Linked DNA regions of Homo sapiens: region 1 is linked to region 2. Evidence: read pairs that join two places in POLR2A ChIA-PET (ENCODE). Cell type or tissue: B cell. All regions are shown on one strand. Each heading gives the region's core, and the rest is flanking DNA. Links, peaks and the distances in the headings are about the cores only. Region 1 overlaps UNC5A (unc-5 netrin receptor A). Region 2 overlaps UIMC1 (ubiquitin interaction motif containing 1).

The links. ChIA-PET counts read pairs that join two places held together with the same protein. Peaks named below come from ENCODE experiments on the same cell type or tissue, not always from the same donor. Only the 100,000 strongest peaks of a DNase experiment are listed, where the experiment ranks them.
Region 1: POLR2A ChIA-PET joins it to region 2 with 5 read pairs; 2 of 35 experiments call an interaction of 5 or more read pairs at or near these places.

Annotation. Positions count from the first base shown.
Region 1 is chr5:176,854,826-176,859,203 of GRCh38, forward strand. All of the region lies in intron 1 of UNC5A (unc-5 netrin receptor A), which reads left to right. Among named protein-coding and RNA genes, the nearest start is that of HK3, 42 kb to the right of the region's middle. RefSeq lists an enhancer at 2,687-3,188. In B cell, for the core only: no CTCF peak of the experiment used is centred there; no DNase peak of the experiment used is centred there.
Region 2 is chr5:176,983,032-176,987,409 of GRCh38, forward strand. The region is part of intron 1 of UIMC1 (ubiquitin interaction motif containing 1); the gene reads right to left. Among named protein-coding and RNA genes, the nearest start is that of UIMC1, 22 kb to the right of the region's middle. RefSeq lists a silencer at 1,724-1,924. In B cell, for the core only: no CTCF peak of the experiment used is centred there; a DNase peak (open chromatin) is centred at 2,670; H3K4me3 peaks cover 674 bases; H3K27ac peaks cover 1,741 bases.

The sequences.
Region 1 (4,378 bases), core at 88-4,087, 130 kb before region 2:
AAGACACATGCATAAATGGTGACAATATGATATTCAAGGCACTGGGGTGACTTCGGTAAGGGACTGTGGGAGCTCAGACTGGGGTCAGGGCAGGCTTCCTGGAGGAGGGGGTGTTTGAGCAGACCTTGAAGAATGAGTAGTGGTCACCCAGGCAGACAGCAGATGGGCAGGTGGACCAATGAGATGGAAAGATCCTGACTCCAACTAGCTTCAGCCAAAAAAAGGAATGTACTGGCTCATGCTCTGGGAATCCAGAGCTAGCTGTGCCTCCAGGTCCATGGGACCCCAGGCCTCTGATGCTGGCAGGAGGAGCTGGCCTCTCCCTTGCACTGGTTGTCTCCACTCTTCAAGCTCTTGCTTCAGACCTGTGAATAGCCTGCCTTTACCCTCAGCCTTACGAAGGCCTACAATGCCTGCAGGACTGGCCCTTCCCTGTGAGGGCCCCCGGCAACTCCAGGGCTCCATGCCCACGGCTCCAAGCTCAGCACAGGGAGAGGGTCTCCCTTCCCAAAAACCCGACCAAGATGCTGGAATCCCGTCTATTGGACGGGGCGGCCTGCAAGTCCTTCTGGGAACCATTGGTGGGGATGGGAGAGGGGGAGCGTGCCCACCTCTGGGTCCACAGATAGGGTCAGCCCCTGGACCACGTGGCCTGCATGGTGGGAGGAGTTGAGGGGAAGGCATTCTTTAAAGAAAATCAGGCACTGTCAGCCAGAAAGTGAGAGGGAGGCAGAAACTGGGACAGAACACGCAGAACCCCTGAGAATTGCACGTGGCGAAGACGCCGCCGGTGTGGAGGGATCCCTAGAGGCGAGGCCAGCAGGGCCTCAAATGCCAGCCAGAGGCACAAGTGGCACGTCATCCTGTGGCACTCCCCATGCCCGGACATCCGAGCACCTGTAGAGCGGGGAACCCAGGCCCTGGTGGACCTACTGGGGGCAAACCTCCATGGGGAGGCTGCCCAGGGGCTCCCCAAGGCCTGCTGGGCACCAGCATCCAGGGCTCAGGGGTGCAATGCTGGCTGCTGTGCCCCAGCCTCCTCCTCCACCCCATTTCACATCCAGAACAGCTCTCAGGGAAGCAGAGGAAGGGGCTGCCACCCTGGCCCCTCGCTGTGTTCCTCAACCGCGCCGTGTGGTCTGCAGGGCGGACGGCGCCCGCCACCAGGCCGCTGGGAGGATGGAAGGAATGGCGGCAGCCGCCCTGGGGAAGCAGCACCCACCTCTCCCAGCTGAGTGAGGCCGAGTGACGCCCTGTCCCTACCCCTCCCCTGCCCCCAGGGACGGAGGCCTTGCTCAGTATATATGGGTTCATTAATAGCTTGATTAATCACACCTCATATTTTCTGGTGCTTTTAAAAATAAAACATTTGAAAGCACTTTCACACCCACCTTGGGCCTCAGAGTTCCGGGCGAGTCTTATCTCCCAGACTGCAGGTGAGGAAAGGGGCTGAGCCTACAAGAGCAGCATGTGCCAGCGGGTGGCTGGGGGCAGCCTGGAGCCAGGGGCTTCTCCTGCCCGCCACTCCGCCTGTGGGCTGCTCTGCCCTCTCTCTGGGTCTCTCCACAGACCAGGAGTGAAGGGGCCACCCTAGGCAGATCTGAAATTCTAGAGGGAAAAAGCGGTGGTCATTCAGTCACGCAACAAACACTCCATCAGCATCCTGGTGAGACCTGGGCTCCTGCCCCCAGGGAGTTTATGGTCTAACAAGGGAAGTGGCGTACAAACTCACCCTGGTCCTGAAGTGGCATTAACCCAGATGGAGGCTCAGGGGATGGAGCAGGTGCTTTGAGTGACAAAAAGTGTGGATCCAGAAAGGCCTCCAGGAGGAGGCGACAACTTTGCTGACATTTCCCTGGTGGACCAGGTGGAGCAGGTCCACCACAGTCCACACCACTGGATGCCCACAGCAGCCTCCCCACCTCCCCTCTGCCCAGTGCCACCCCTCCCCTCCCACTCCTCACGCAGGGAGAGCACACCACACCCCTGCACATGACCCCCAAGGCTTCCTGTGGCCCTGGCAATGAAATCCCAACTCCTGACTCGACTGTAAAGGCCCCTGGGGTCCAGCCCCTGCTTCCTGTCTGACCAAACACGTCTCGCCCTCACTCACTCTGCCCAGGCCACACTGGCCTCCCTGCTGTCCTCAAACAAGCCCAGCTGCCTCCTGCCTTAGGGCCTCCCCTGTTCCCTTTTCCAAGCACACTCTGTAGCCTGGCCTTGGCATTCAGGGCGCTGCTCAGATGGCACCTGCCTGAGCCCCGCTCCCTCGAGAGCCCTCTCACCCGCCCCTTTCTGAAAGTCTGCCCCTTCTACCTTCTCTGCTGCACTTAGTCCGCCCCTTCTACCTTCTCTGCTGCACTTGGGTTTTGTTTTGCTTTGTTTCCCCAACTTGAAAGCAAGCTTCAGAGACGGGGACTGTGTTGTCTTGCTTGCGCTGGATCCCGGTGCCCGGAACAGTTCCTGGCACACAGCAGGCACTCAATAATTATTTGTTGAATGGATACGTTTCATGTCTTGGAAGAAGGTGGCATCCGTCCCAGGCTCAGTTCAGTCCAAGGCTCCTTGCCCAGGGGTCTCTTGCCTCCCATTGCCACCGGCCCCGGGGACTCATCTGCTTCCCCTCCTTTCTGTAGCTGCCACCCCCGTTGGCCCCCAGCCTCCCTACACACACGCACACACACACACATGCATGCCACACACACATGCGCACACACACACACGCCTTGCCCCTCCTCCTTGCTATTCCTGAGAAGATGTGTGGTTTGGGGGTTGCCCAGTTTGCTGCTCCCACCCTTGCCGAGCAGGGGCACCAGCTCCAGCTGACGTGGGCAGCCAGTTCTCTCCTGAGAGAGGCAGGGCCAGCCAGTGGGCTCTGGGGCTCACCGCAAATGGGGTTCCCACTTCAGGGCTTGAGTCATCCACCCAGCCCTGTCTGACCAAGTCCTGTAGTTCCTGGTGACCAAGCGCCCGTCAGGAATCTGCTAGTCAGTGAATGAGGTCTTCTAACTTAATTCCAAGCGGGCAGCCAGGCCAGGTCACGTCCCTTGCCAGTGGGAAAGCTGTGACATGGCAGAAGGAGCCTCTGGGAAACTAGGGATGAGTGGGGTTTGGGAAGTGGCAGGGCCCATGAAGCTGGTGGGCCCATACCTGCCTGCTGTCCTGCAGGCCCACGAGCCACTGCAACCAAGGTGTGTCCGCCCTGGCAGTGTTCTCACACGCCCGTCCGTCAGTGGCCCCAGAGGCAGCAGCGGTAGGCACCCCACCCCGAGGCCCCAGTTGCTAATGCCCGCATTAAGCAGCCTTGTGCTGCACGGCATGGACCGAGGATGCACAGTCTGGGGGTGGGGACAAAGCCTCCTGCCTGCTTCTCCTGTGACAACAGCTCCAGCACCAGCGAGGACAGGCCCTAGATGCAGAGAGGGTGAGATGGCATGTGTGGTTTCCCAGGAGAGTTGAGGTAGGGGAACCCTCTTTCCAGAGGAGGTGACATTGGAGCTGAGCCCTGGAGAGAAGGTAGGAAAGCACTGGACAAAGAGGAAGGAAGGGAGTTTCAGGCAGAGACCTGGAGGTGGGAAGCTCCTGCCTCGGAGGGATCCATGGGTGTCTCTTCAGAAAAGGGCTGGAGCACTGACTGGGGCCAGAACGTGAGGCTCAGTGATGTCAGTCAAAGGCACTTGGCCCTATTCTGAAACACCCATGGGAGCCAGATGAACAATGGAAATGGGAGAAACAGACCCAGGGTGAGGCAACAGGGAGTGGTGGGGACTACGGCAAACTAGCCAGCTCTCAGGCCCTGTTGAAAGGATCCTAGGTCCTTTGGACTGAGCAGGCACTACCTGGCGTTGTCTTTGATGGACAAGTACATGGAAAGCGAAAGAAAGAAAGAGAGAGAGAGAAGGAAGGAAGGAAGGAAGGAAGGAAGGAAGGAAGGAAGGAAGGAAGGAAGGCAAGCAAGCAGGCAGGGAGGGAGGGAGGGAAGGAAAGAAAGAAAGGAAGGAAGCTCACGCTAGTAGCCTGGGCTGTGCAGTGGGGGAGGCGAGAGGCTCGGCTGTGCCTTCATTCAGGTGAGAGCCCTGACCGGGACACCGAGGGGGGGACAGACAGATCTCAGGTACTGATGGCAAGGATAGAAGTCACACAGTGAGCTCGGGGGCCAGAGGCAGAGAAAGCCAGCCCTGACTGCCCAGGAAGATTCCTGTAGCCCCGAGAGGACGTCCAGTAGCACCTTAATTTACCCCACCCATGCCCTTGCTAGAGGGCATAGCTGCTAGAATGTCCTTGCTAGAGGGCATGGCTGCTAGAATGCCCTTGCTAGAGGGCATAGCTGCTACAATGTCCTTGCTAGAGGGCATGGCTGCTAGAATGCCCTTGCTAG
Region 2 (4,378 bases), core at 250-4,249:
CCATGTTGGCCAGGCTGGTATTGAACTCCTGACCTCAGGTCATCTGCCCGCCTTGGCCTCCCAAAGTGTTGGGGTTACAGGAGTGAGCCACCATGCCCAGCCTCAATTTAATCTTGTAAAAGAAAAAGATAACCCTATCTAACAGAAGCAAAACTGCATTTCTTAACTTGTCTACTACTCATTAAAAATATAGCCCTCTCCCTCTCCCCCTCCCCCTCCTCCTCTCCCTCCTTTCTTCAGTCTCCCTCTGTTGCTGATACTGCCACGATCTTGGCTCGCTGCAACCTCCCTGCCTCAGGCTCCCGTGATTCTCCTGCCTCGGCCTGCCAAGTGCCTGGGATTCCAGGCACGCACCGCCACTCCTGACTGGTTTTTGTATTTTTGGTGGAGACCGGGTTTCGCCATGTTGACCGGGCTGGTCTCCAGCTCCTGGCCTCGGGTGATCTGCCCGCCTCGGCCTCCCGAGGTGCTGGGATTGCAGACGGAGTCTCGCTCACTCAATGCTCAATGTTGCCCAGGCTGGAGTGCAGTGGCATGATCTCGGCTCGCTACAACCTCCACCTCCCAGCCGCCTGCCTTGGCCTCCCAAAGTGCTAAGATTACAGCCTCTGCCCGCCCGCCACCCCATCTAAGAAGTGAGCAGTGTCTCTGCCTGGCTGCCCATCGTCTAGGATGTGAGGAGCCCCTCTGCCCGGCCACCCCGTCTGGGAAGTCAGGAGCGCCTCTACCCGGCCGCCACCCCGTCTAGGAAGTGAGGAGCCCCTGCCTGGCCGCCCATCGTCTTGGATGTGAGGAGCGCCTCTGCCCGGCTGCCCCGTCTGGGAGGAAGTGAGGAGTGCCTCTGCCCGGCCGCCACCCCATCTGGGATGTGAGGAGCACCTCTGCCCGGCCACCCCATCTGGGAAGTGAGGAGTGCCTCTGCCCAGCCGCCCCGTCTGGGAGGAAGTGAGGAGCGCCTCTGCCCGGCCGCCCCGTCTGGGAAGTGAGGAGCGCCTCTGCCCGGCCGCCCCGTCTGGGAAGTGAGGAGTGCCTCTGCCCGGCCGCCCCGTCTGGGAAGTGAGGAGTGCCTCTGCCCGGCCGCCCTGTCTGGAAAGTGAGGAGTGCCTCTGCCCGGCCGCCCTGTCTGGGAAGTGAGGAGCGCCTCTGCCCGGCCGCCCCGAATGGGAAGTGAGGAGCGCCTCTGCCCGGCCGCCCCATCTGGAAAGTGAGGAGTGCCTCTGCCCGGCCGGCCCATCTGGGATGTGAGGAGCGCCTCTGCCGGCCGCCACCCCGTCTGGGAAATGGGGAGTGCCTCTGCCCGGCCGCCCCGTCTGGGAAGTGAGGAGTGCCTCTGCCCGGCCTCCCCGTCTGGGAAGTGAGGAGTGCCTCTGCCCGGCCGCCACCCCGTCTGGGAAGTGGGGAGCGCCTCTGCCCGGCTGCCTATCGTCTGGGATGTGAGGAGCGCCTCTGCCTGGCCGCCCCATCTAGGAGTGAGGAGTGCCTCTGCCTGGCCGCCCCATCTAGGAGTGAGGAGTGCCTCTGCCCGGCCGCCCCATCTGGGAGGTGTACCCAACAGCTCCGAAGAGACAGCGACCAACGAGAACAGGCCATGATGACGATGGCGGTTTTGTCAAAAAGAAAAGGGGGAAATGTGGGGAAAAGAAAGAGAGATCAGGTTGTTACTGTGCCTGTGTAGAAAGAAGTAGACATAGGAGACTCCATTTTGTTCTGTACTAAGAAAAATTCTTCTGCCTTGGGATGCTGTTAATCTATAACCTTACCCCCAACCCCGTGCTCTCTGAAACATGTGCTGTGTCAACTCAGGGTTAAATGGATTAAGGGCAGTGCAAGATGTGCTTTGTTAAAAAGATGCTTGAAGGCAGCATGCTTGTTAAGAGTCATCACCACTCCCTAATCTCAAGTACCCAGGGACACAAACACTGCGGAAGGCCACAGGGACCTCTGCCTAGGAAAACCAGAGACCTTTGTTCATGTGTTTATCTGCTGACCTTCTCTCCACTATTATCCTATGACCCTGCCACATCCCCCTCTCCAAGAAACACCCAAGAATGATCAATAAATACAAAAAATAAAAATATAGAGGAATTTTTTTTAGAAAAATATAGGGAAAAAATGGTTTTTTTTTCTATAGAGAGAAACATAGACTGGGCACAGTGGCTCATGCCTGTAATCCCAGCACTTTGGGAAGCTGAGGCAGGTGGATCATTTGACGTGAGGAGTTGGAGACTATCCTGGCCAACATGGTGAAACCCTGTCTCTACTAAAAATACAAACATTAGCCGGGCGTGGTAGCGCATGCCTGTAATCCCTGCTACTCAGGAGACTGAGGCAGGACAATCACTTGAACCCGGGAGGCGGAGGTTGCAGTGAGCTGAGATCGCACCACTGCATTCCAGCCTGGGCAACAAGAGGGGAATTCTGTCTCAAAAAAAAAAAAAAAACAACTATATAAATATACAAATCTCATTCTCCATGGTGAAATTTCAGTATCAATAATATAGTCATGTATCCTAGTTCTTTAAACATCAATTTAGATAATTGCTTTTCTTGACTACATATTATAATTTACCTACAAGTTTTTTTTCTTTTTTGAGACAAGGTCTCGCTCTGTCACCCAGGCTAGGGTGCAGTGGCATGATCGTAGCTCACCACAGCCTCATCCTCCTTGGCTCAAACAACCCTCCCACCTCAGCTTCCTGTGCAGCTGGGACCACAGGGGTGTGCCAGCACACCTGGCTAATTTAATTTACTTTTTATTCCTTATAAGATAGGATCTCACTATGTTAACTAGGTTAAGATTTTTTAAATACCAAATGCCTCAACCTGATAAAGGACTTCTACAAAAATCCCATAACTAATAAGCTAACATCATGTTTAAAGGTACAAGACTGAATGCTTTCTCCTTTCGACAAGGAGCAAGACAAGAATGTTTCCTTTCAGCTGGGCGCAGTGGCTCACCCCTGTAATCCCAACACTTTGGGAGGCCAAGGCAGGAGGATCACTTGAGGTCAGGAATTTGAGACCATCCTATGCAACGTATTTTTTTTTTTGTAGAGACAAGACATGGCATCCTGTGTCTACAGGATAGAAGGCCGTCGTGGGCTGATCACCTGAGGTCAGGAGTTCGAGACCAGCCTGGCCAACATGGTAAAACCCCATCTCCACTAAAAACACAAAAATTAGCTCGGCGTGGTGGCGTGTGACTATAATCCCACCTAATCCAGAAGCTGAGGCAGGAGAATCACTTGAACTCAGGAGGTGGAGATTGCAGTGAGCTGAGATTGTGCCACTGCACTCCGGCCTGGGTGCCAGAGTAAGACTTCATCTCAAAAAAAAAAAAAAAAAAAAAAAAAAAAGTAAGGCACACTGGTGAGCACCTACAGTCCCAGCTACTCAAGAGGCTGAGGCAGGAGGATAGCTTGAGTGTGTTTGAGACTGCCATGAGCTATGATCATGCCGATGAACTTCAGCCTAGGCAACTGGGCAACAGAGCAAGACCCTGTCTCCAAAAAAAAAAAAAAAAAAAGGCTGGGCACACTGGCTCACACCTATAATCCCAGTATTTTGGGAGACCAAAGCAGGAGGATGGCTTGAGCCCACAAGTTAAGAGACCAGCCTCATCAACATAGCAAGACCCTGTCTCTACAAAAAATTAAAAAATTAGCTCAGCATGGTGGCATGCCTGTGGTCCCAGCTACTGCAGCCTGGGCAACAGGGCATGGTTCTATCTCAAAAAAAACAATGTCTGCTTTAATCATTGAACATTATACTTAGGGTTCTAGGCAGAACAATTAAGCAAAGAGAAATAAAAGATACTCAACTTAGAAGTAAAACTATCACGATTTGCAGATGACATGACCTGTGTTTAAAAAAAAACACTAAGAAACACATTAAAAAACTATTATAGGCCAGGTACAGTGACTCACACTTGTAATCCCAGCACTTCAGGAGGCTGAGGCGGGCAGATTACTTGAGGTCAGGAGTTTGAGACTAGCCTGGCCAATATGGTGAAACCCTGTCTCCACTAAAAATACAAAAATTAGCCAGGCGTGGTGGCGGGCGCCTGTAATCCCAGCTACTTGGGAGGCTGAGGCAGGAGAATCACTTGAACCCGGGAGGCAGAGGTTGCAGTGACCCAAGATCGTGCCATTGGCACTCCAGCCTGGGCGACAAGAGCGAAACTCCATCTCAAAACAACAACAAAATCAACAGTTCATCAAGGTTATCTTGCCTTGTATCAATGCAGGAAACAAGTCAACATACAAAAACCAATTGCATTCCTATATGCTAGACATAAACAATCAAAACTGAAATTTTAAAAATTATATTTCTGGCTGGGCACAGTGGCTCATGTTTATAATCCCAGCACTTTAGGAGG